Linked DNA regions of Homo sapiens: region 1 is linked to region 2. Evidence: chromatin loops called from intact Hi-C (ENCODE). Cell type or tissue: mammary epithelial cell. All regions are shown on one strand. Each heading gives the region's core, and the rest is flanking DNA. Links, peaks and the distances in the headings are about the cores only. Region 1 has its middle 17 kb from the start of MPC1-DT. Region 2 has its middle 62 kb from the start of TBXT.

What was found. Hi-C counts contacts between places; a loop is a spot of excess contacts. Peaks named below come from ENCODE experiments on the same cell type or tissue, not always from the same donor. Only the 100,000 strongest peaks of a DNase experiment are listed, where the experiment ranks them.
Region 1: a loop joins it to region 2, with 11 times the contacts of the local background. A loop is called at or near these places in 2 of 110 quality-filtered maps.

Annotation. Positions count from the first base shown.
Region 1 is chr6:166,394,375-166,406,046 of GRCh38, forward strand. No RefSeq gene overlaps it. Among named protein-coding and RNA genes, the nearest start is that of MPC1-DT, 17 kb to the left of the region's middle. RefSeq lists an enhancer at 5,363-5,867. In mammary epithelial cell, for the core only: a CTCF peak has its summit at 6,624 (motif pointing left); no DNase peak of the experiment used is centred there.
Region 2 is chr6:166,101,484-166,109,483 of GRCh38, forward strand. No RefSeq gene overlaps it. Among named protein-coding and RNA genes, the nearest start is that of TBXT, 62 kb to the right of the region's middle. In mammary epithelial cell, for the core only: a CTCF peak has its summit at 4,790 (motif pointing left); no DNase peak of the experiment used is centred there.

The DNA of each region.
Region 1 (11,672 bases), core at 1,899-9,898, 290 kb after region 2:
TCCAGGCCTCTCTGGACCCATTTCTAAATGTGATATGAGAGAGGGAGTGAGTAGCCTGCTGAAGTGTGGCATAGTTGAGGTGAATGCGCTATATAACACAATTACATAGATTAGCCAGAAACATTAAACTGCAGAATAAGATCTGTCTATTCTTCAGAAACCTTTCACCCACAGAATGGTTTAAAGTTTGACTGTGTTGAATTTGTTTGCTTGACCTCAAAGAGACTTCCACGTGGACAGCTGTGATGAGACTGGACGTAGTCCTAGCAAGTCTGAAAGCTAGTATTTGTGTGCCTCTATGCCTTGGCCTGACTCCACTCTTACAGGGAGCAGGTGCAGCTTAGCAGCCTCCCCTGTCGATCAGGCAAAGTTTGGTGTCCTTGGATCATTCAGCAGAAGGGGACATTGCCTGCAATAGTAACGAGATACTGTCAACAAGTCCCCAGAAGGAGAGAGGGAACTGGGGCTGGCTGGGCACTGGCTCTGTTCCATTCGTTTCACAGCTCCCTAGCCCTGACATCTCTCAGGAGGAGGAAGAAGTTTGCCTTCACTGCATGTCACGTTTCAAGTCATCAAGCTCCTAAGATGCTGATTTGTCCCCACACAGTTCATAATGGCTGGAGCCACAATTTTTTTTTTTTCTAGACGGAGTCTCGCACTGTCACCCGGGCTGGAATGCAATGGTGTGATCTTGGCTCACTGCAACCTCCGCCTCCCGGTTCAAGCGATTCTCCTGCCTCAGCCTCCTGAGTAGCTGAGATTACAGGTGCCCGCCACCATGCCTGGCTAATTTTTTTTTTTGTCTTTTTAGTAGACACGGGGTTTCACTATGTTGGCCAGGCTGGTCTCGAACTCCAGACCTCGTGATCTGCCCACCTCAGCCTCCCAAAGTGCTGGGATTACAGGCATGAGCCCCCACGCCCAGCTGGATCCACAGTTTTAACCTGTGACTGCCGAAGTGTATACATTTTTCTACTTTCATGCCCTGCCAGTCCTGTGTGTGGAAATTCAAGTTTTCCAGTGGTTTTTTGAGGTGGGAGAGGTGGGAGCAAGAGGAGGAGGAAGTTTTTCCTAAGAAGTCCAGCTCAGCTCAGACCTTTCATGTGGCTCACACGCGTGTCTGTGTTTTCTCACTCATGGCCAATCGCGCCGCCTTTCATCCAGCCCACAGCCCTGCCAAGGGCCTGCCCGTTGCCTGAGTGTATCTGGAGTTCAAGAAAACACAAACAGATAAGCCATCTGCAGTGCTCACATTCCAACTGGAGAAATAGGCTAAAAGAGAGGGAGGTGGGTGGGGGAAGAAAGGGAGGGAGAGAGAGAGAATTACTGCATCCAAAATTATGCTAATGACAGAAGGGCCAGTGGCAGAGAGCTGGGAGGGAGCCGACCTTTGATGGTGGGTGAGGTCGCTCTTGTGGACAGGATAATCAGGGCACCTCTCTGAGGAGGTGACATCTAAATCAGGAGCAGAGGCAGAGGCATGGGAAAGGTGCTCCAGGCAGAGGAGGCAGCAGAACAAAGGGCCCCGCATGTCCTAGTAGCCTCAGGGAGGGAGGCTAGTATGAGGGTTCGGCTAAAACTTGAGCTTGGAGCAACTCTGTCACCTGCAAGGACAAGGAAGCTTGAAGCGTCTGCATGGTGGAGGCACCAGCATCCACGACCAGCTCCAATATGGGAACCACATGGTCAGCCTCTGAGATTTTGGAAAATCATGCCCTTTAGGCAAACAGCTGTTTTCTTTTTGAGAAATGTATTTCTCCTGGGCCCTGGAAGACTAAATGCCTGGTCCGGGGACCCCAGTGTCCTGCCTGCCCTTCACAAAATGCTGCTCTCGGACTCGCCCAGCCAACGAGCTGATGTACCCAGCAGGGGTCCCTCAGGAGGCAGAAGTGGATAGGTGATATCCAGCAGGGGTCCCTCAGGAGGCGGAAGTGGATAGGTGATATCCAGCAGGGGTCCCTCAGGAGGCAGAAGTGGATAGGTGATATCCAGCAGGGGTCCCTCAGGAGGCAGAAGTGGATAGGTGATATCCAGCAGGGGTCCCTCAGGAGGCGGAAGTGGATAGGTGATATCCAGCAGGGGTCCCTCAGGAGGCGGAAGTGGATAGGTGATATCCAGCAGGGGTCCCTCAGGAGGCGGAAGTGGATAGGTGATATCCAGCAGGTGTCCCTCAGGAGGCGGAAGTGGATAGGTGATATCCAGTGGCTGGGGGCGGGGGTGGGGGCGGGGGTGGGGGTGAGGGGCAAGCACAGGTGTGTGCTGTGTAAGCAGGTGCCCAGGCCCCTGGAGAACCTCCCACTGCACTTTCCCTGTGGCCTCAGCAAGGAAGGGGCCCTCGCTGACTGGATGAGTAGGAGGGTCCCCCAGGCCTGGTCTGGTCTGGAGAGAGCTCTGTACATGTGTGGACCCCAGTATGTGGACCACATGCTGCTTCTGCTCCAGTAACACCTGTGGGTTAACTCGGTGCTTCTCCACATGGTAATCACACAGTATTGTTTCTGACCAGGAACCTCACAGCAACGTGTTATGTGCTGAGTATCTGGGTCCTCCCAAAATTCATGTGCTGAAGACCTGGCCCCCTGCGTGATGGTGTCTGGAGGTGGGGCCTTTTTGGGGAGGGTTAGGTTTAGATGAGATCATATGGGTGGGGCCCCATGATGGGACTAGTGCCCTTGTAGAAAAGGAAGAGAAACCTCTTCCTACAGCCATCTCTCTCTGCCATAGGAGGACACAGTGAGAAGGTGGCTCTTCAAGCCAGGAAGATGTCCCTCACCAGGACCTACATTTGCTGGCACCATGAGCTTGGACTTCCAGCCTCCAGGATGGCAAGGAGTCCATGTGTGCTGTTTAAGCCACCCCTTATGTGCTACTTCGTCCCAACTGCCCAAACCTGGAGCAAGGGAATGAATGGGCTGATACTTCCAGGATTCATGGGTCTCACCATGTTCAGGAACTGTGCCTCTTTAGAATGAGATGCGGCCTACTGAGGGGTCCTCACAGCCCTGGTGGGACTGGGGTGCATCCTGGTTGAGCAGTGCATGCTCTGAGCCACTGTACTATCTGGTGCCTTTTCTCCCCTTGCAGACTCTACAAGTGGAGATTGAAGGACTGTACGTGATAGTGGAATTACTCACATTGATACCCAACAACTTGCCAAGAAACTATTTCCTTTCTCTGTGCTCCGGGGCCCTGCTGGGGGAATGCTTCCCCTAGGGACACCAATGCTGTTCCGCCACCCTGGCTCTCAAGACTGTGCCATCACAGGCAGGGGCCACACCATGGGGCGGCCTCTCCTGACTGGCAAGGGGGATGTCAGGGCACTGTTCCTCCATGCGGCAGGGAGGAAGCACCCCCGCACCACCAGCCCAGTGGGGAAACATTAACAGAAGACAGCAGCAACCCAAGGGCAGGGGCCCTCCACCTTCTGGGACCACAGGGAAATACAGACAAAGATTCCCAAGCAGCTCTGGGGCCAGGTTCGAGGACGGTGTGAGAGGGGCAGCTGGGAACATCACGGGTACAGGGACCTGCACAGGGGCTGAGGGCTGTGCCAGCTGTGTTGGCTTCCTGCAGCTGCCATCACAAAGTCCCACAGGTGGGCAGCTTAAACAGCAGGCTGCTCTCACAGCCCTGGAGGCTGGAAGGCCAAGATCAAGGTGCTGGCAGGGCACATTTCTCCTGAGGCCTGTCTCCTTGGCTTATAGAGGGCCACCTTTTCCCTGTGTCTCTTCACATCGTCCTCCCTGTGTGTATGTCCCTCTCTGTGTCCAGATGTCCCTTTCCATAAGAACACCAGTCATGCTGGATTAGGTCCCCCCACCCCAATGACCTCATCATCACTTGATTACCTTAGTAAAGGCCCTGTCTCCAAAGACGGTCACATTTTTAGGTACTGGGGTTAGGACTTCAACAGGATAATTTTTTTTGGAGGGGTGAAACCTTGATTCAACCCATGACAGTAGCTATTCACATTTTCATCCTGGGCCTTAGAGGAACTGATTTCTTCCACCACCCCCATTTCCCTGTTACCTTATATAGATTGTGCTGATGGTGGCCAACTTCCTGCGTTGCTCATGGTTTATAGGTGTTCAGTCTGAACTGGACTGGAAGAGAAAGATTGTCCAGGGCTGTAAAGAGAGACTGGTGAGACTTGGGTTTTGTCTTTGGGAGACGATGTGCATGTTTTCATTGTTTGTGAAGAGCAGCTGTGTTATTTGGGTGGGGATGTCATGGCTGCCATCACTGTTACTTTGGAGGTGAACAATAGGAAGAAAGTTGTGTGGAGACTTTGAGCGGCTGCAGGCTGGAGTGTGGTGGATAGGACAGATGGGTTTTTTGTACTCAAGCTATTTGAAAGCTGGAATCTCAAACTTCCTTGAAGCATTAATTTCCCCTGTGACTTGAGCTTTCCTGAGCAGCTATCCATGTGAGACTTGCAGGGAGGTGGTAGCCACATCGAGCCACCTCTGCAAGCCAGGGAGCAGGATGATCGCTGTGACCAGGGTGGCTGAAGCAGGTCTAGCTGCCAATGTCCAGAAGCTCCTGCTTGTGGACTTTCATGTACCAGCAGCCTGCTTATCGAGCATTTGAAATGTGGAGAGTGTGGCCACACAATTAAAATTTAAATTCTATTGAATTTCAAGTAATTTAAATTGTAAGTAGTTTAAATACCAAATATGGCTAGTGGCTAGCAAGTCAGACAGCACAGCGTGAGAGCATACCTTTAAGGTGGGTGTGCCTAGAGATTCACCAAAGAGAGCTGATGTGGCCAAGGTCACAGGGGCTTTGTATGCTGGACCAAAGAGCCCAGAGTTTTCGATTTTTCTCTTGAAGAACAAGAGCTGCTGAAGTTGTTGTTGTTGTTTAACATAGTCAGGTGATACGGGCACAATTATTTTCTGACAGAATTTTAAGCTGCTATGTGAAGAGATTGAGAGAGGCAACGTGGTGGCAAGATGCCAGCCAAGAGGTTACTACAATTGCCTGGATGAGACGTGTCGATTGCAGAGACAAGCTGGAGGTGATGGGAATGGGGAAAAAGCGCACAGTCAAGAACTCTGCAGGGGAACACCTGTTAGGATCTGACCGCTGACGGTGTGCTGGGGGGTAAGACGGAAGCTTCGGACCCCAGGATCTTGGGATTTATCACTTGCAAATGGCATGTATGGGAATGTCTCAGCGGAGTTAGGGAATGAAGGAGCAGTAGCATGTCCAGGCGGAGGTTGGGTGAAGATGTGGACGCAGGATTGGAAGGGCCGGTGTGAAGTGCTGTCTCACATCCAGGTGGCAACGTGCAGCGCACAGCGGGCAGAAGCTCGAGGAAGCCCCAGCTAGAGACAGCACTTTCTTGTTTTCAGTCACCTTTGCGCTGCAGGTGGTATTAAATAGTGCTTCTTCAGGCCGGGCACGCGGCTCACGCCTGTAATCCCTGTGAGAGGCCGAGGCGGGCAGATCACGAGGTCGGGAGATCGAGACCATCCTGGCTAACACGGTGAAACCCCATCTCTACTAAAAATACAAAAAATTAGCCGGGCGTGGTGGCAGGCGCCTGTAGTCCCAGCTACTCGGGAGGCTGAGGCAGGAGAATGGCGTGAACCCAGGAGGCGGAGCTTGCAGTGAGCCGAGATTGCGCCACTGCACTCCAGCCTGGGTGACAGGGAGACTCCGTCTCAAAAAAAAAAAAAAAAAAAAATAAGAGTGGATCGACAGAGTCTTACGTGATGCTGTGAAATACAGCTGCTGGGCTTCATTTCAGACACATTGCCTAAGACTCTCTTCTTATTACCCGAGTCACTGATTCACAACCACTTTCACCCTTGAAGATCCTTTGTAAAGTTAAGTTTTTTCCTAACAGACCTGTTATATAAAGACTTTGTCTTATAAGGAAGTATTTATTATGTAACATGTTTGTCCCCTCTAAAGAGGACAGTTTAAAGGAGACATTTAAATTTCTCCTTCATGTGAGACATCCAGTGTTAGTATACTGGGTTAATATAAAACCAAACAAAACTCAAATAGACATGACTTTTCACCTCTGCAGGTTTACGGTGTGTGAACTTATGATTCTCATCAACTTTTCTTCCTTTCTTTCTTTTTTATTTTGAAGACAGAGTCTGGCTCTGTCACCCAGGCTGGAGTGCAGTGGTGTGATCTCAGCTCACTGTAACCTCTGCCTCCCGGGTTCAGGTGATTCTCCTGCCTCAGCCTCCCGCGTAGCTGGGATTACAGGCACCCACCACTATGCCCGGCTTTTTTTGTATTTTTATTAGAGATAGGGTTTCAGCATGGTAGCCAGGCTGGTCTCGAACTCCTGACCTCAAGTGACCTGCCTGCCTTGGCCTCCCAAAGTGCTGGGATTACAGATGTGAGCTACAGCGCCTGGCCTTCATCAGCTTTTCTTAATACTGATGGAGCCCACGGACTCCTGGTCCTGTTGTGAACTTCAGGTTGGCAATCGCTTGCCCTGGGCTGTATGAGGAGCCAGTGGCAGGACCCTGTCTGACCGGTGACCCATGGGGGCTCTGGCCATCGCAGTGCACGGGTCCTGAGAGGGCTCCCAGAGCTGCAGGGCTGAGCGCGTTCTGCATGGCCTGCAGGTCTAGCTGTACAAGCACTGCCCTCTGCTGGCATTTTGTAACAATTGCAAACACACAGAACTTACTTGTCCCGCAACGTAGTGAAGTTTCCAGAAGGAAAAGAGATGAATTTATGCCGGGGTGGTGGTTCACGCCTGTAATCCCAGCACTTTGGGAGGCCAAGGAGGGCGGATCACCTGAGGTCAGGAGTTCAAGACCAGCCTGGCCAACATGGTGAAATCCCATCTCTACTAAACAATACAAAAATTAGCCAGGTGTGGTGGCACGCGCCTGTAATCCCAGCTACTCAGGAGGCTGAGGCAGGAGAATCACTTGAACCCGGGAGGAGGAGGTCGCAGTGAGCTGAGATTGTGCCGCTGCACTCCAGGCTGGGCGACAGAACGAGACTCCGTCTCAATTAAAAAAAAAAAATAAAGAGGTGAATTTATATAGTTAACAGGCCACGTTCAACAAGGCCACCCCAGCCACCCGAGGCCCCATGTAGAATTTTGAATGGCCACATGCGTAGTGGACGCTGAACAGGGAACTCGTAAATTCCAGCCCAGTCCCCACCTATTCACTCATTTACAAATAATGATTTGTGCCCAGCACCGGGCCAGGCATAGAAAGAAGAAAAGGATTGCAACTCTCAGGGGTGCTCCAGGCTAGGGGGAGAGAGGCGCACACAAGAACAATTTCACTTCAGTCTCTTCCTCGATCCGGTATGAGGCTGTATAAAGGGCAGTCCGGATTGTATGGAGGTAATAATGTCTGAGCTGAAATGGAAAGGATTACGCAGGATTTGTCTGTTGGACATCTCTGACCAAAACGGCACTGAAACCTGATGACAGTACTTAGCACCAGGTATCTGAGTGGGAGGCTGTTGAGAGTAAATGGAGTTACGGTGGAAGAAATTCTGAGGTCCTTTAAAATGACCAAGCTGCCCGGGACCTTGCCATGTATCTGCTGGCATGTATGATTTGGTGTGAAAATATCAGGCCCAGATAACAGCCAAATTGCCTCACTTTCTGCAAGCTAAACACAGTCTAACTGCGTTAGCTACACACACACACTCTCTCTCTTTCATGCATCACTGAATGATGGAAACACGTTCTGGTAATTTCATCACTGTGTCGACATTAGAGAGTGCATTTACACAAACCTAGATGGTATAGCCCATTGTGTACTTAGGCTCTATGGTGTAGCCTATTGCTCCCAGGCTACAAACCTAAGCAGCATGGTACTGTGCTGAATACTGTAGGCAACTGTAACACAATGATAAGCATTTGTGTATCTAGACATATCTAAACATAGAAAAGGTACAGTAAAAATATGATATGGTATTGTCATCCTATAGGACCACCATTGTATATGCATCTATCTATCTATCTATCTATCTGTCTATCTGTATAGATATAGATATATACAGTCATGCACGACACAATGTTTCGGTCAGTGACTGACTGCATATACAAAGGTGGCCCCATGAGATGACTCTCTCTCCCTCTCCCTCTCCCTCTCCCTCTCCCTCTCCCCCTCCCCCTCCCCCTCCCCCTCCCCCTCCCCCTCCCCCTCCCCCTCCCCCTCCCTCTCTCTCTCTCTCTCTCTCTCTCTCTCTCTCTCTCTCTCTCTCTCTCAGGAACCATTCTTAGAGTTAGCTGCTCCACACCCTTTCTTTCACCTTCCTTTGTCGCCTCATCCAGCAGGCTTTCCGGAATGCAGATGCTGGCATCTGGAAGCATGAAGATGAGGCCTGTGAGTTAGAGGTCCTTTGGGACCGGGAGGGCTCAGAGGAGCTGGGCTGCCATCCAGCCTGCCCTGAGGCTCGCCTGAGAGATCTACAAACTTAGACCTCAGAAGGCTGCTGTCACTTTGGGCTTCCTGCTGCTCACAGTGAAACCTAATCTTTTTTCAGGGAATGGTTAATCGTTTTATGGAGATATAATTCACATACCATACAATTTACCCATTTGAAATGTACCACCTTCAGTATGTTTACAGGGTGTGTGACCATCATCACATTCTAATTTTTGAACATTTTTGGCACCCCCACCAAAAAAAACACTTTACACCCATTATCAGTCACTATCTATTCCCTCTCCACTAATGTTCTCCTTGGCAACCACCAATCTGCTTTCTGTCTCTGTGGATTTGCTGTCCTGGACATTTTATGTAAATGAATCACACCACATGTGGCCTTTGTGTCTGGCTTCCTTCACTGTGTAGTGTTTCAAGGCTCACCTATGTTGGAGCATTTATCAGCACTCCGTTTATTTTTGTGGCTGAATAATATTCCATTGCATGGATAGCACATTTTGTTTCTCCATGAATCCACTGGTGGATATCTGGGTTGTTTCCATGTTTTTACTGATACATATTCATACACACTTATGGGGTAGGTGTGGTGTTTTGTTGCATGCACAGAATGTGTTATGACCAAGTCAGAGGATTTAGGGTATCCATCACCTGCAGTATTTATTATTTCTATATGTTGGGAACGTCTCAAGTCTTCTAGCTATTTTGAAACATACAATACACTGTTGATAACTATAGTCACTGTATTCTGCTATTGAACATTAGAACTTATTCCTTCTACCTAACTGCATGTTTGTGCCTATTAACCAATCTTTCTTCACCCCTGAAACTTAATCTTAACTACTTTACTTTGTAATACATTTCGTTTGTTTGATTAGGATAGTTACTTTCTATTGCTTGTAACCAAGGAACCGTAACTAATATAGAAATTGATATGAGAAAGCAACACATCTTCAGGGAAATGTGGAGAATTGAGGACAGATTACTGGGTGTGGAGCTGGATTGAAAAGCAGTGACACACCCGTTGATATGATGGGAAGGGGGCTGGCAGGCGATGGGGCACCCGGCCAGTGGGTCAGACTCTTGCCCATGTTCCCTGGAGGCATCTAGGAGAACACTGATTTCTCACAGTTCTGGAGACTGGAAGTCCGAGATCAAGACACCCTCATGTTTGGGTCTTGGTGATGGCCCTCTTCCTGGTTTCACACTGCTGACTGCTAGCAGTATCTTCACATGGTAGAGAGTAGAATGAGCTTCAGTCTCTTTCTCTCCTATCGGGTCACTAATCCCATTCATGAAGATGCCATCCTCATGATCTAATCACTCCTCGAAGGCCCCACCCCTTAATACCATTCCTTTGGGGGTGAGGATTTCAACGTACAAACTTGGTGGTGGGCACAAACATTCAGTCCGTAGCAGATGGCGTTTCACTGGGCAGGTGCTGTGTTTGGGCAATCCTATCAGAATCACGCAGGAGCCTTGCTAAAACGCTCCTTTCTGTGACTAGGGCCGCACCTACCATGAATCAGTAGATGGCCCACAAGGGCACGAGTAGTTAACTCAGTCACTGTGCTTCTTACAGCGGATACTGAGGGGCATTCTGTTCTTAGGAGAGACTGGACAAAGAAACTGAGTCAGTGCTGAAGTCAAGTGCAGATCTGGAGTTAATTCCAATACTACAAAATGAATTATAGTTTCAGGTGCAGAACTGGAGTTAATTCCAATACTTACAAAATGAATTATAGTTTCAGGTGCATATCTAGTTTCCAGCTTTATAAATACTTGGTACAAAATAGATAATTTAATTACTGTCATGCTGAAAGAGGAAGCTGAAGAAAACTCAATGTCAGATGGGTGCCAAATGCAGTAGAATGTGTGAGACTGTTGGGCTCGTGGTGATATTGTATAAATTAATGTCTGGCTTGCATTAATTTTTGCATTATTTTATGAAGCTTCATATTCATAAAATTAAGTGGAAAAAGTATAAATGAAACATGACTTAAGAGTCCAGATAAATCTAGAATTAGGCCGGGCACAGTGGCTCATGCCTGTAATCCCAGCACTTTGGGAGGCCGAGGCGGGTGGATCACCTGAGGTCAGGAGTTCGAGACCAGCCTGGACAACATGGTGAAACCCCATCTCTACTAAAACACAAAAATCAGCCAGACATGGTGGCAGGCACCTATAATCCCAGCTACTTGGGAGACTGAGGCAGGAGAATCACTTGAACCCGAGAGGTGGAGGTTGCGGTGAGAATTAACACCAGATCATTCTAAGGCTAAACTCAGAAGCAGAGATCTGCACAATCAGTCTGTTGTACGGACACGTGCTGGGGGTACACGCTCCACCCTTTTAGTCTTTTACACTCTCCTCTGCACCTCCAGCTCCTCACCTTAAAGGCCCCACAAGGGTCACCAGGGACCCCTGGCTTGTCTTTGACACCGGTGCTTTTGGGCCCTGGGAGTAGCAGAGGTAAAGGCAGCAGGGTCAGTGAACAAGGCTCACACACTGTCCATTTGTGCCACAGCTGAAACCTGAAATCCGCAACCCCAGCATCTTGGCAGTGGCAGTGCCCATAAATGGTGCTTGGCCCTGCCCTGGCCCCTTATTGTGAAGATCCAGCCTTCCGCCCTCCCACCCTCACCCCCTGAGCTGGCTTCCCTAGAGATCTGAGCAGCAGATCACGCCGAGCTGATGTGGCCTGAGCCAGCTACTCCCCCGATGGTCCTTGCTGGTGACAAACTGGTAATGACAGTGGCAAGTGTGGGCTCCATAAACCTCCTACAATTGACACAAGGAGGTTGTCAGGCTCAGGAGGGCCCCTGGGCCTGGTCCGGGAGTGCTCAGTGTGCCTGGCCCTCCCTGCAGAGTGGTGAAGGGGAGGGGCTTAGTGGACTGACACGGGTGAGACCTGGGGCTGGTGGTGGTGAGTGACAGGGTGGAGGCAGAGTGTGTGGTGTTCCAGCTTGGCACTCTCAGAGCCCGCTGTTTTCAAGGTTGGACTTTTCTCATCACACTTGTAGGTAATGAGGTAGAAAGGTAATAAGGTCGAAAAGTAATGAGGTAGAAAGCACGGGGCTGATTGAAGAGGAGATCGCTGGACACCGCAGGAAGGTCAAGCTGAGGTGGTGATGGGGAGAGAGGCAGGGGTTTTCGAGGCTCTCTTCTCTGACTATTCCTGCACCGGGGAGGATGTTGGCACGTGATCTGGAAGACAGAAAGGGGCCCGGAGGAAGAGGGGATTTAAGGGCCTTGGGCAGGTCTGATCAAAGGGACACATGA
Region 2 (8,000 bases), core at 1-8,000:
AAAGTCCCATGTCCAGATGAGTTCCTTCCACCTGTGAGTCTGTAAAATCACAAGAAGTTATTTACTTCTGAGATACAATGGGAGTACTAGAATTGGGTATATATTCCTGTTCCAAAAGGTAGAAATTGGCTGAAAGAAAAGGGCTATAGACCTCACACAAGCCTAAAAGCCAGCAGGAGAGTCATTAAATCTTAAAGCTCCAAAATAATCTCATTCGACTCCATGTCCCACATCCAGGGCACACAGGTGCAAGGGATGGTCTCCCAACGCTTTGAGTAGCTCCATCCCTGTATCTTTACAGGGCATAGCCCCTACAGCTTCTCTCACAGGCTGGAGTTGAGTGCCTGCAGCTTTTCCTGGTGCAGGGTGCAAGCTGCTGATGGATATACCATACTGGGGTCTGGAGTACAGAGCCTCTTTCCCACAGCTCCACCAGGCAGTGCTCCAGTGGGGACTCTTTGTGGGGTCTCCAACCACACATTTCCCCTTGACACTACCCTAGTAAAAGCTCTCTGTGAGGGCTCCACCCCTGCAGCAGACTTCTGCCAGGAACCCAGACTTTTCCATACCTCCATTGAAATCTAAGGGGAGGCTGCCAAGCATTCTTCAGTCTTACATTCTGTGTGCCTTCAGGCTTAACACCACACAGAAACACAAAGGCTTATGGCTCCTGCCCTTTATAACAGCAGCCAGAGCAGCCAGGATGTGGGGACCAGTGTCCCAAGGCTGTGTAGGGTACTGGGGTCCTGGGCCTAGCCCACAGAACCATTCTTCCCTCCTAGACCTCTGGACCTGTGATAGGTGGGGCTGTCTAGAACAACTCTGAAATGTCTTTGAGGCCTTTTCTCCATTGTCTTGGCTGTCAGCACCTTGCTCCCTTTCAGTCATGCAAATCTTTCTAGCAAGTGGTTGCTCCATAGCCCACTTTGATTCCTCTCCTGATAATGCTTTTTCTTTCTCTGTCATGTGGCCAGGCTACAAATTTTCCAAACTTTTACACACTGCTTCCACTTTCAATATAACGTTCAACTTTAAGTCATTTCTTTGCTCCCATATCTGAGCATAGGCTGTTAGAAGCAGCCAGGTTAGAGGCAGCCAAGTCACATGTTTAACACTTTATTGCTTTAGAAATTTCTTCCTCCAGATACCCTAAGTCATCACTTTTAAGTTCAAACTTCCATAAATCCCTGGGGCATGAACACGATACAGCCAAGTTATTATCACTATCAGCATTTTGGTCACAACCATTTAACCAGTCTCTAAGAAGTTCCAAACTTTACCTCATCTTCCTTTCTTCTTCTGAGCCCTCCAAACTTTTCCATCCTCTGCCTATTAACCAATTCCAAAGTTGCTTCCACATTTTCAGGTATCTTTATAGCAACACCTCACTCCTTGGTACCAATTTTCTGTGTTCGCCCATTCTCACATTGCTATAAAGAAGTACCTGAAGCTGGGTAATTTATAGAGAAAAGTTTAATTGGCTCATGGTTCTGTAGTCTATACAGGAGGCATGGTGATTGCATCTGCTTGGCTTCTGGAGAAGCCTCAAGAAGCTTCTAATCATGTGGAAGGTAAAGTGTGAGCACAAGTCTCACATGGCAAGAGTAGGAGCAAAAGAGAGGGTGAGGGGGAGGTACCATATGCTTCTAAACAATCAGATCTCACAGGAACTCACTCACACTTGGGAGGATAGTACCAAGCCATTCATGAGGAATCCACTCCCATGACCCAAACATCTGCCACCAGGACCTACCTCCAATACTGAGGATTACATCTCAACATGAGATTTGGAGGGGACATCCAAACTATATCACCCAGAAATGGTCCAACTTCAAGGTCTTGCAGTATTTGAGATAATGTGTGCACTGCTCAGGATCACAAGGCTTCTAAAAACATGGGTCAATGAGAGAGATATATTGATCCCAGCTTTGAGTACCAAGAGGAAGAAAAGGAGGCAGAGTTTAAATGTTGTCAGTTCTCAAACACAGAGATGAAGGCTCAGGGAATAACCTTAGAAGAAAGATATTGCATTGTCAGAAGACTGAAAGAAAACAAAACAAATTTTTTAAAAAATGGTGGAGGCTGAGGTAAGATTTCAGGTTAGCAGTAGTAAAATTCTCTTTTCCACTAAGGGCACTTTATTCAGAGTCTGCTTAAAATATGAGAGGGCATCACACACATTAATAATGAATAATTCCATTTCCTTTTTTTTTAAGTGATTTACAAGAAACTTGTTGCATAGATTTTTTAAAATCAACCAAATGCCCTTGAAGTGTAACAGTTGTTTACTAGAAAGCATAATTACTGAAAATGTTGGGCTACATTAATAGAGGCATATTTGTCAGATTATGGAAGGCCATGATCCCACTATAAGAATGACAACTTTGAATATTTGTTATTTCTTAATTTTTGCAACAACTGTGAAAGGCAAATAACTAAGGAGGCCCTGAATCCTAGTTGTTAGAGGAACAGGCATCCATCAGCTTTGTGACCTTGGGAAATCCTTTCACCAGCTCCATAGAGTTGTTAATAGAAGAATTCTTGAGCTGATACATAAAAAGCACTTACTTCGTGTAGGGCTGAGACTTAATAAACAATAAATAGCAGCAATCATTTGATTATCTGACAAACAAGAAACATAGATTCCTTTCCTTATGTGACTTGTCCAAGATCCCACAATTGGAAGAAGTTGAGCCAGGGCTGAAATGCAGGCTCAGCTCTGTTTTACATTCCAAGTCCCTTCTTCACTCGCTTCTCAGCTGCCTTTTCCCTCGATCTTGCCATGGTAACATCCCAGACAGACCTTTGCTTTGCCAAGATCTGATGTTGACATAATACCCCATGCTATCCCCAGGCTTCTTCTTGAGAGATTGAATGTTTCCACGTTGCTTGCATCTCCAGTGGTCACTTACATCTCCCTGACGATCTACTCTGCTAAGTACATTGCTTGCAAAATACTTAAACAACAAACAAATATGCAGATAAACACATCTCCCTGACAATCTACTCTGCTAAGTACATTGCTTGCAAAATACTTAAACAACAAACAAACAAATATGCAGATAAACACACCTTTGCACCTTCCTGCCAGCTCATCATCCAGGTCTATCTTGTTCCTTTGCCGCATGCACAAGTTAACGAAGAGCAGGCCCCTGTCTACCCCCTGCACCATCCTCTCTCTCTTCAGCCCTCGCAGTCTGGCTCTAACCCTCCTTTGTGTGGAAACCCAGAGGTCCGGTGACCATTGCTATAGCTGAGGCATTGCTCTGTCTTCTGTTTGTCAACCTTGACATCACCAAGAACCTCTAAGCACCCCACAAGCCTGCTGCCCTGGGCTTCGTGACTCCATTTTGTACTTTCTTGCCTCACTCCAACTTTGCCAACTTGTTTGGTGTCTTTTCTTGACTCTTCTTCCTACTCTCTCCAGACTGGCTCAATTTCTTTTAAGAAATCAGAGAATTTCAGAATCATAAGAAATCTAAAAAGTTATCTGGTTCAATAGCGATCCACTGTCTCCTCCACTGCCGCCAGTGTCTCTGGCTGGTGCCACCCTAGGCCCTGCAGTGCTGGCGGTGGGCTCTCCCTGCCCCATGTGCCCTTCAGCGCACCTTTATGTGGCCCGATGTCGGGGAGCGCCTATTCATTCCATCCACACTGCCTTCCCATGGCTCCTTTTGCTCTGCCCTGTGAGATCCTCCCTGGCCCCTGCACCATCACCCCAGACTCTGAAGGCTCTCACCTCTCCCTGATCTCCCCCTACAACCCTGAGGTTTCCTCTCTCCAGATAACAGCCCAGTTTCTTCACCTGCAATTCATTAAATATGCTTTCTTTTTCTCCATTCTCCTGTCACTGCACCCATTCCAATTTACCCATCGGTAAACTCTGAATTTTGCTTGCCTCGAAGAATCTGCACACAATAGAGCAGAGTGCTCACCACTCCAGTTCTGGAGCAGACACAGGTGGAGGTAGGTCCTCAGCTAGAATGAGGTCCCAGGAGCTAAGTTATTGGGTAGCTAATGCGGAAAAGTAGTGTTCTACCTGACATAGAATAGATCGATGATGACAAACTGATGGCCGCTGGCTGGCTGACTGACTGCTTAGGTGGCTGACTGGAAGGCTGGCTGGCTGGATGGATAGATATGGATGGATGGATGGATGGATAGATGCATGGATGGATGGATATGGATACATGGATGGGTGGATGGATATGGATGGATGGATGGATGGATGGGTCGATGGGGGGATGGATATATAGATAGGTAGATAGATATATAGATAGATTGGATTCATACATAAGAAACAATGTCAGAATCACAGATAGGCAAAATAAGTTGTTTACTGAAGTGTGCAGAAAGCTGACCAGAAACAGTAAATGTGAGTTTGAACCTAGGTGCTCCACGTGGGCGTGGAGTTTGTCCCACTGCAGTTATGAGTAAGATGTGAGGGGCAGTCACTTCTTGTCGTCCTGACCACGTGGTTGTGCCATACCTTGGTCCAGTTCTCTGCTTCTCCATCTGTTTTTCTCAAACCCTTTACCACACTCTGAAATTATCCCTTTTGACTTCCTTTTTTTTTCTATACCCCAACCCCACTCCTGGGAAGGCAATTGTCTTGTTCACAGTAGTAGCCCAGTACCTGGCATGTAGTAGCAGCTCAGTGAGTATTGGTTGGACGTGTAAGCGGTTTAATAAATTGATACATTCTGTGCACACACAGAGGAGGGTGCACTCACACGGCGAAATTAAAAATGCAAAGGCATAAGCAGCTTTGCTGGTGTTGTCGCGCCATCGTGTGGCCTTTTTGACTATTGCAGCTACAGGCTCATGGCTGTATTTATACCATGAGGATAATAACCTGTTTGCCTCGATTGCTGGTGGGATGAAGTCAGAGGCTGATAGGACTTACTGCACTCACCTGCTTCTCCTGTACCTATCTTGCTATCCTTGTGCTCTCGTTAGAGCTGATGTTTCTCGAGGTGCACGTTTGGCTTCTGCTTTTTCTCATTGTGAAGTATTTGTTGATCCATTACACCTGGCTGCAAATGACTACTAATTCCAAATCTCAATCCCCAAGTTCACATTCCTTATATCAGCATTTAAAGTGACAAAGCTCTCTAAACATTGCTTCAGCTGCATCCCACAGATTTTAATATGTTGGATTTTTGTTGTCATGCATATCAAAATATTTGCTAGTTTCCCCTTGATTTCATTTTTGGCCTATGAACTATTTAGAAGTGTGTTCTTTAATTGTCAGATATTTAAAGTGTTTTTCTAGATATCTTGTTACTAATTTCTAAATAAATTCCATTGTGTTCAGAAAATATACTTTGCAGGACTTCAGTGCTTTTAATGAGGCTTGTTTTATGTCCACCAGCTTGTCTGTGTTAGCAAATGTATTACGTGCATTGGAAAAAAAATGTGTATTCTGCAGTTGCTGAATGTAGTGTTCTATAAATAGCAATGAGATAAAAGTGGTTGGTTGTGTTGTTCAGGTCGTCCCTGTCTTTACTGATTTTTTGTCAATTTGTTCTATCAATTGCAGAAAGAGATATATTAAAAAATTCTTAGTTATAATTGTGAAGTTGTCAGTATTTCCTGGTTCTTTTCATTTTGCTTTATGTATCTAAGGCTGTGTATTAAGCACATGCACATAGTTAATTGCTAAATCTTCTTGACGAATTGTCACTTTATGATTATGATAATGAAATGTCTCTAGTAACGCTCTGATACTACATTTGCCACTCCAGCCTTTTATCCATGTCATTTGCTCATGGTATGTCTTTTCTGGTCCATTTCTTTCAACCTACCTTTGTCTTCATATTTAAAGCATGTCTTTTACTTTCTTTTCTTTTCCTTTTTTTTTTTTTTTTTTTTTTTTGAGACAGAGTCTTACCTGTTGCCCAGCGCTCACTGCAACCTCTGCCTCCGGGGTTCAAGTGATTCTCATTCTCCTGTTTCAGCCTCCCAAGTAGCTGGAATTACAGGCACCTGCCACCACGCGGAGCTAATTTTTGTATTTTTAGTAGAGATGGGGTTTTACCATTTTGGTCAGGCTGGTCTTGAACTCCTGACCTCAGTTGATCCACCAGCCTCGGCCTCCCGAAGTGCTGGGATTACAGGTGTGAGCCACTGTGCCCGGCCTAAAGCATGTCTCTTGTAGTCAGCATATAGTATGCTATTATTTTTTATCCATGCCAACAATCGCTGGCTTTTGATTAGCATGTTTAGACTATTAACATTTACTGTAAGTACGAATATGGTTGGTTTAGGACTTCCATTTTATTACTTATTTTCCATTTGTTCCCTCCACTTTGGTTTACTGGATCCCCGTTTCCTCCTTCCTTTTGGATAATTTAATTTTTTTAGTATTTCATTTTAATTCATCTATGGACTTTTCAGCTACATCCTATACATGGTTTAGGGTTTGCTCTATAGGTTAAAATATGCATAACTAATTTTTCACATTTGACTTAGAGTTAACTTGTCTCACTTTAAGTAAAACAAAGAAAACTTGCAGACATATTGGACCCTCTACCACTACCACCCGCATTGACCTGTATGCTATAGATGTCATAGATTATGTCTACACACATTGAAAACCCCACCAGGCAGTATTATAATTTTTGATTTTAATAGTCATAAGTATTTGAGAGAAGTTCAGAGGAAAAAAATATTATCCTAGCTATTTATCGTTGACTTCCCTTTATTACTGAAAAGCCAAGTTTCTCTCAAGTGTCATTTTTCTGCAGCATGAAGAACTTCATTTTGCATTTCTCGTAGAGTGGGTCTGCAGGTGATGTTTTCTTATTTTCTTTCATCTGAGAATATCTTGACATTGCTTTATTCCTGAATTCCTTAAAGAGAGAGAGAGAATGAGAAAGAGTCTCACTCTGTTGCCCAGGCTGGAGTGCAGTGGCACAATCTCGGCTCACTGCAACCTCTGCCTCCCAGGTTCAAGTGATTCTCATGCCTCAGCCTCCCAAGTAGCTGGGATTAGAAGTGTGCACCAACACACCTGGCTCATTTTTGTATTTTTAGTAGAGACGGGGTTTTGCCATGGTGGCCAGGCTGGTCTCGAACTCCTAGCCTCAAGTGATCCACCTGCCTCAGCCTCCCAAAGTGCTGTTAAAATCCTTTGGCCACTTAAAAAAATGGGCTACCTTTTATTGTTGAGTTGTTAGAGTTCTTCATATATTCTAGTTGCAAATCTCTTATGCAGTAAATGATTTGCAAATGTTTCTCCCGTTTTATAGGTTATCTTTCCGTGTTTTTGATGATGTCTTTGGATGCCTAATGTTTTAAATTTTAATGAAGTACAATTTATTTATTTATTTTGCTGTTGTTACTTGTGCTTTTGGTGCCATATCTAAGAAAACATTGCCCAAAGCATAAGCCACCATGCTTGTCCCTGAAGGATATTTTTGCTCAATATAGAATTCTGGATTGACAGTTCTTTTTTTTCAGTAAATATGTTGTTTTAACATCTTCTGGTCTTCACAGTTCCTAATGTGACATCTAATCATTCAAATTATTATCTCCCTGGACGTGCCATTTTTCTCTAGCTGCTTTAAAGAATTTTTCTTTATATTTGGATTTCAACAATTTGATTATAATTGGTTTCTTTGAGTATATCTTTCACCAAATTGGGAACACTTTTAGCCATTATTTCTTCAAATGTTTTTTCTGCACCAATCTCTTTTTCTGATCCTCGGGAACTTCAGTGACACATATTTTAGACCTTTTGATATCTGCTTATTGTTTCCTGCATTTTGTCATTTTTTTCAATAATGTTTCTCTTTGTCCTTCAGATTGGATTATTTTTATTGATTTACCTTTAGATTATCTGACACTTTATTCTGTTTTCTCCATTCTGCTATTGAACTCATCCAGTGTATTTTTAACTTTGGTTTATTTGTTTTTCAGGTCTAAGTTTTTATTTTGGCTCTTTTTAATAATTTCTGTTTTTTCCTGTGGTCACCACTATCATTCTGATTATTCCA